2 separate regions of the Mus musculus genome follow, and region 1 is linked to region 2. The links are chromatin loops, found by intact Hi-C in ENCODE. Cell type or tissue: left cerebral cortex. All regions are shown on one strand. Each heading gives the region's core, and the rest is flanking DNA. Links, peaks and the distances in the headings are about the cores only. Region 1 has its middle 12 kb from the start of Cadps2. Region 2 has its middle 2.5 kb from the start of Tas2r118.

Region 1 (2,932 bases), core at 230-2,729, 120 kb after region 2:
AATACCATGTTGTGGAGAATTCTTTGTATCTTATAATTTACCGTGCCTACAAACATCTATTCAGTTTCCTACAAAATGATAGCATTACTTTGTACAAGAGATCTAATGATGGTGTTCCCCAAAAGGAAGAAATATCCAAAGAGAAAAATGAGAAAATAAATGGAAGTCAGACTCATGTAGTTAAATATGCCTCACAACAGTTCATGCCTGATTTGAAATTTGCATATACTTATTGATGGAATTTGGCTCATACTTTGGATATGTCTCTGTGGCTGAGATTTCCATGTATTTATTGATGGAACTTGGCTTGTCTTTGGCTATGTCTCTGTGGCTGTCATGTGTGTCATGACCCCTAACTCTTCCTTTTATGAACAAGCTTCCCCTTGTCACTTCTTGACAAAAGCTTTTTATTCCTTTTAAATAAAAGTATTTATCTCAAAAATATAGAAATAGTAGCCATTTGCAATATTCATTTTTTTAAAAAATTTATTTATTTATTATATGTAAGTACACTGTAGCTGTCTTCAGACACCCCAGAAGAGGGTGTCAGATCTCCTTAAGGATGGTTGTGAGCCACCATGTGGTTGCTGGGATTTGAACTCAGGACCTTTGGAAGAGCAGTTGGTGGTGCTCTTAACCACTGAGCCATCTCTCCAGCCCCATTTGCAATATTCTATTTATGAAATCTATTTCAGTAATTAAATGGGAAGTTAAACATTACTTGTGAAGGCATCACCCTTTATTGGACCATAAAATTAGCATACTTAACTTATACTCCCATCACTGAGGAAATGATTTTTACTAGATATTGCAATTTATTGGGTTAATACTTAATAGAAATTTTAACATTTGAAAGAAATCATTTGCATACAATGTCATTTCTAATTCTCAATCAGACTGGGTATTTCAAAGGGCTTCTAGAGACTACTATTGACCTTGGTAGAAATTGGTACTGTCTATAATTCAACCACTCCTCTTGGTTAATATGGTATATTCAAAGTGACTGCAGTTCAGAAAATGCTGGTAGAAATGAGAATTTTGATTATTTTTTAATGTGTTGTTGGCAGCTAAATCTAGAACAAAGGTTCTTTAGTAATTATATGATATGTGTGAAATAGCTTTTAAAATTCTGAATTGTCCTTACATTGTCAGCTAGACAGCCTAAGACTCTTATTAAGGGGGGGGGGAGTGTAATCTGGACTTTTAACCTTATTTGTGATAGATATATTTCCTTATTCAAGAACCCGACCAGATTAAATTAAAGATACAGCACCATCTTATGGATATTCCTGTATTTGTAAAATTTGTAAATCCAAAATTCATTTTATGTTTGGGAGCAGAAAGGGTTTCGTGCTGGCAGAGCTGTTGTGCTAGGCACCTCTCAGTGCAGTGAGATCAGGTGCTCAGTGGGTAATGCATGCCCACGGGCTTGTGCACATACACACATGCTTGTGCACATACACACATGCCACTCTGCCGCTCTGGTATGCAAAGGCATACATCGAAATTTAGCACTATTTTCCTTTTAAAAATTAAGCCCTATACCAACACCAGAAATAAACAACTATTATCACTATACAAATTGGTAAATTTATGCAATCATTGGCACAGACTCCTGCCAGCCTCAACAAGACACTGAGACATTACTGGCTGTCACCTTTCTAGCATGCTGTAAATATAGAGGATAGATGAAGAGTAGAAATGTTTTCACAGTCATGAACCAGGGTCTCTAAAGAGTGCTAGAAATTTATGTGAGCATAGAAGTATTCAATGGCCTACCAAAACTGTGTAGCCACTAATAAAGTCTCCCTATGCTTATCTAACATTTAACTGCCTTCATAAATGATTTATACCTGTCAGTACTGTTCAGGTTTTAAACACAGACATTTAACGATAAGCCTTTCCTAATAATCTTTCTTATTATGTTAATGTAAATCACATAGCTGGTTTAAAGAGGTTATAGGGGAAAATGGTGACTAAAACTTCCTAGTAAATTATGAAGGAATAGCTACTTATATATGGCTTATTTATCATTAATCTTTAGTTTACTCTAGTTACCAAATATGAACCTGAGGCATGCTTACAACTCTCATTAAAAACAAGTACCCAGATAGAGTGATTCTTAGCTTTGGGGTGTCTTGTATTCCATGATACGAATTTTGAATCTTTCCTTAGAAAAGCCCATGGGTATAATTCAGCTTCGATGCAATGTAAGGAATTTTCAGATTTCCTAAAGCTACCTAGAGTGTGGTTTTAAATGGTACCTTTTGACATTTATTAATTTATTTGTTCATACTTCTGAGGGGTGAAAAAGCATGAACAATCCTCTTGTGATGCAAGACTGTCGCTTTGATACATATTGGGTCTTCTCTCCTCCATCTTACGCTTCTTCCTCTCAATCACACACATTCTTCTCCCCAGAAGCACATCACAGCCATGCAGAGCCTTACACATGAACTCCCATATACACATACACTCTCCTATTAGCATCCCCCTACACACAAATAAATCATGTATAAGACACATTAATGGATTTTAGAAGTTTATTTTATATAGACTATTTTATGTCACTTATCTAAAAGTGAGATGTGAAACTGTGATGTTGAGTACAAAGGAACAATGTAAAAAAATTGTCTTAATAGCACAGACTCAAAAACCTCATTAGAACTCATTTTGTATATATGTAGACTCTTTGTTCTAAATATCTAATTTCTGGTTCAAATATAAATGTGTCCGTTCCTGTCTCAGTTTCTTTTCCTCCTGCTGTAATACAGTCTGACCAAGGCAGCTGAAGGAAGAAAGGGTTTTCTTTAGCTCACGGTTTCACTCATGGCCCATCAGATTGTGGAAATCTCTGCAGTAGAATTTTGAAGGAGTTGGTATCACTGAGTCTGCAGTTAGAAGAGAGAGATGAATGGATCTATGCTAGTGC
Region 2 (2,932 bases), core at 272-2,771:
ACATCATCACCAGTCTTCCCTGTATTCTGACCCATTCTCTTCCTGTCCTATCCATAGTCCCCAGGTTGGTTTTGATTTTTCTCATGATCACACCAACTCTGCTTAGCTTTTGCCACCACTGTAATAGTAAACATGGGGTGTTCTATATATTACAGTCAAAATCATTCTCACATTGTTGATTGCCTCACAAATTCATATAAATCCCCCTTCCTGTCAGGAATTTATTGTCTGCTCACTTAATGCTCACCATATATTAAGCCATTAATTCCCCCTTCCTACCTTGAGTTTAAGAAGGAAAATGTCTTACCATTGCCCACAACCTATTCTGCTGCTTCTAGACTTTTATGCAGTGATTTATACACACACACACACACACACACACACATACAAACAACCTTGCTCTCTCCAAATACTGGCCCTTTGTTCCTTTATAAGTCTAGTAGAAAGTTAACTCTTCTTTATTTCATTGACCAAGACATTGTATTCTTCCCCAGAATATCATTTACCCACTCTGGTCTCATCCATGATATCCCTAAATATCAATGATTTCAGTGGGCAAAAACTGACAACAGTCATTGCCTGGATACTTGATTTAATTGTGCTGTGACTTAGAGCAAACATTCTGTAACATTTGCTATTTTAATTTGTAACTACTTCGTTCAATTTGTTTATTTATTGCCCTATATAACACAAGAGAATCAAGAATCCATCTTAACAACGCAGGAGTGATGTCAACCTACATTTTCTGTACCTTATTGTTCTGCGCTTATAACAATCCAAAATTTTGCCAAGTTGGGTAAGACTATAGGAACCACAGAAAAATCCATTTTGAAATCACCCATTAGACATCATTGTTCAATATGCATTGCTTTAAACTTCCCCTAACAAGTTTCAGATCTTTGCCTTTAGGCAAAGGGGTCTGGTCTTACCTCTCCATTACATATTTTCTCTTCATCTCTTTCTTTTGACTGATTCTCTAACAACCAAATATCTCATTAATAGCTAACTCTGGATACTTATTTCTTAATCTATCCCAGACACTTTCAATGTATTTCTGCTAAACACAGTCATATCTCTTTCTGTGTTCTAGTGACAAGGTAGGGAACACAATTTTCCAACTTTTATACATGGTGGACATAGTTGATGAACCGAACTTCTGGCTCTTCTTTCAGAAGACTGATTCTACTCCTGAAAGCAAACCATCCAATGAAGACATGGTTATGGGTAACTCATGGCTGGTTGTGAAAGCAAATTTTGGTGCCTAGAAAGAAATGGATATTCTTTTTCTCTTGAGTGTGTCACTCTGACATATTTTCCATGTTGAGTCCATATTTGATGCTGAGAGCATGAATGTAAGTAAAGCCTAAAAGATCACTTCCAAAACTTCCATTCAGTTTTTCTCAGCAGTATCCCTGATACTGCATAGGAAAGAAAGAAAAAAAAAACATGCTGCCCTACTTGAAGAAGGATGTGTTCCATGCAGTGTGGATATCTCCCAGGCTACACTGGCTCAGCTACAGCTAAAGGTGGGATGGAAAACTGGTATATTTGGTAATGCTGAGCAGAGTCTCACCTGAAGGGATGCTGAGCAAAATAAATCTTAACCATGTGGCCAAGGTCTCCAAGGAGTGGTTTGTAAGCTTGTTAGGAGTTAGGTTGTAAGAGTTTGGGATCCTTTCAGAGTGGGTTGAGCAAGAGCCAGGGAAGCTTGGATTATACCTTTGTTATTTGTATCTATATACAGAAGGGTCTTTGCATGTTCCAAAATCTCAGATAGCTAGAAGGAAGGACTGTTCTCTTTACAAGTATATAAATAGAGAATGAGCAAAAAGAACCCCCTCGCCCCCACCACCACACACAGAGATACTATTCCAGAAACTAGGGAGTATTTTTAGTGTTCTCACTATTTTCCTTTTTTAAAAAAGTGCAATGGAAAACTTATCCATGACATGCATGAGGTTGGAGTGTTAAGAACAGCTGAAGGATGAGGAAGTCTGAAAAAAAAATAGAAACAGAAACGATGCTTGTCCTATATATCTGTGACACCCACAAGTTCCCAAGGAAATCTTCCATCCATTATCTCATTTCAAAGGACAAGTCAAGATCACCCAAGCAACCCAGCTGGAAAACAGAAGTAAGAATGTTAAATCCATACTGATGACTATTTCTCACTCTAAAACCAATGAAAATGGATAGCAAACAAAGGGGTGTTTTCTTAAGGGACCAAAGGGTTTTAATCTAGAAAAAAAAAGATAAAAAGGGAGATGCTAACAGAAAAGCAATAGAGAGAATGTGACCAAGAACAAAGCAAATCTTCCGTTAGCTTGGCACTAAGAGGCTCATGTGTTTCTGTTGTTCAGTTTTCACAACTTTATTGTATCTTTGGCTCACTCTGCTTTCGCAGTGAGTGTGTTGTGCTTACTGGAATTGAGAAAGGTATGTTTCTAAGTGTTGGGCACAAACGTTTAGAAACCCATTGGCAGCAGCAGTGGAATAAGGAAAAAACCCCGTGAGCATTGCAGACTGGCACCTGCAAGTATCATTCACTTTGTACACATCAAATTATTAGTAGCTTGAAAGTAAATATTTGCCCTTTATGCAGTGCCCCCTGGTCTTGGTGAGTGACTTAGATACAGTGGGGGCAGGCAGCAATGGTGAATTCCTAATAACACTTATCATAGAGTCTATTCGTAGTTAGACTCACCCAGATTTTATTTGCTAGATAAAAATCTTTCTCCTTTACCCACACTCCTACTAAGTAGGGTGAAGTAGGGTGCATAGGTTCATTTGCATCATTTGACTCCTCCTGGTAGTCAAGAGAGTCCATCACTAGTCTCTGATACACCTGCCAATTCGTAACTCCCAATAATCTACAATGTAAACCTCAGTGTTTGCATGAGGTTTACTTATCTCCTCACTATTTCCTGAATGT

The links. Hi-C counts contacts between places; a loop is a spot of excess contacts. Peaks named below come from ENCODE experiments on the same cell type or tissue, not always from the same donor. Only the 100,000 strongest peaks of a DNase experiment are listed, where the experiment ranks them.
Region 1: a loop joins it to region 2, with 2.7 times the contacts of the local background. A loop is called at or near these places in 2 of 42 quality-filtered maps.

The regions. Positions count from the first base shown.
Region 1 is chr6:23,849,622-23,852,553 of GRCm38, reverse strand. No RefSeq gene overlaps it. Among named protein-coding and RNA genes, the nearest start is that of Cadps2, 12 kb to the right of the region's middle. In left cerebral cortex, for the core only: a CTCF peak has its summit at 1,270; no DNase peak of the experiment used is centred there.
Region 2 is chr6:23,966,107-23,969,038 of GRCm38, reverse strand. No RefSeq gene overlaps it. Among named protein-coding and RNA genes, the nearest start is that of Tas2r118, 2.5 kb to the left of the region's middle. In left cerebral cortex, for the core only: no CTCF peak of the experiment used is centred there; a DNase peak (open chromatin) is centred at 1,807; H3K27ac peaks cover 1,230 bases.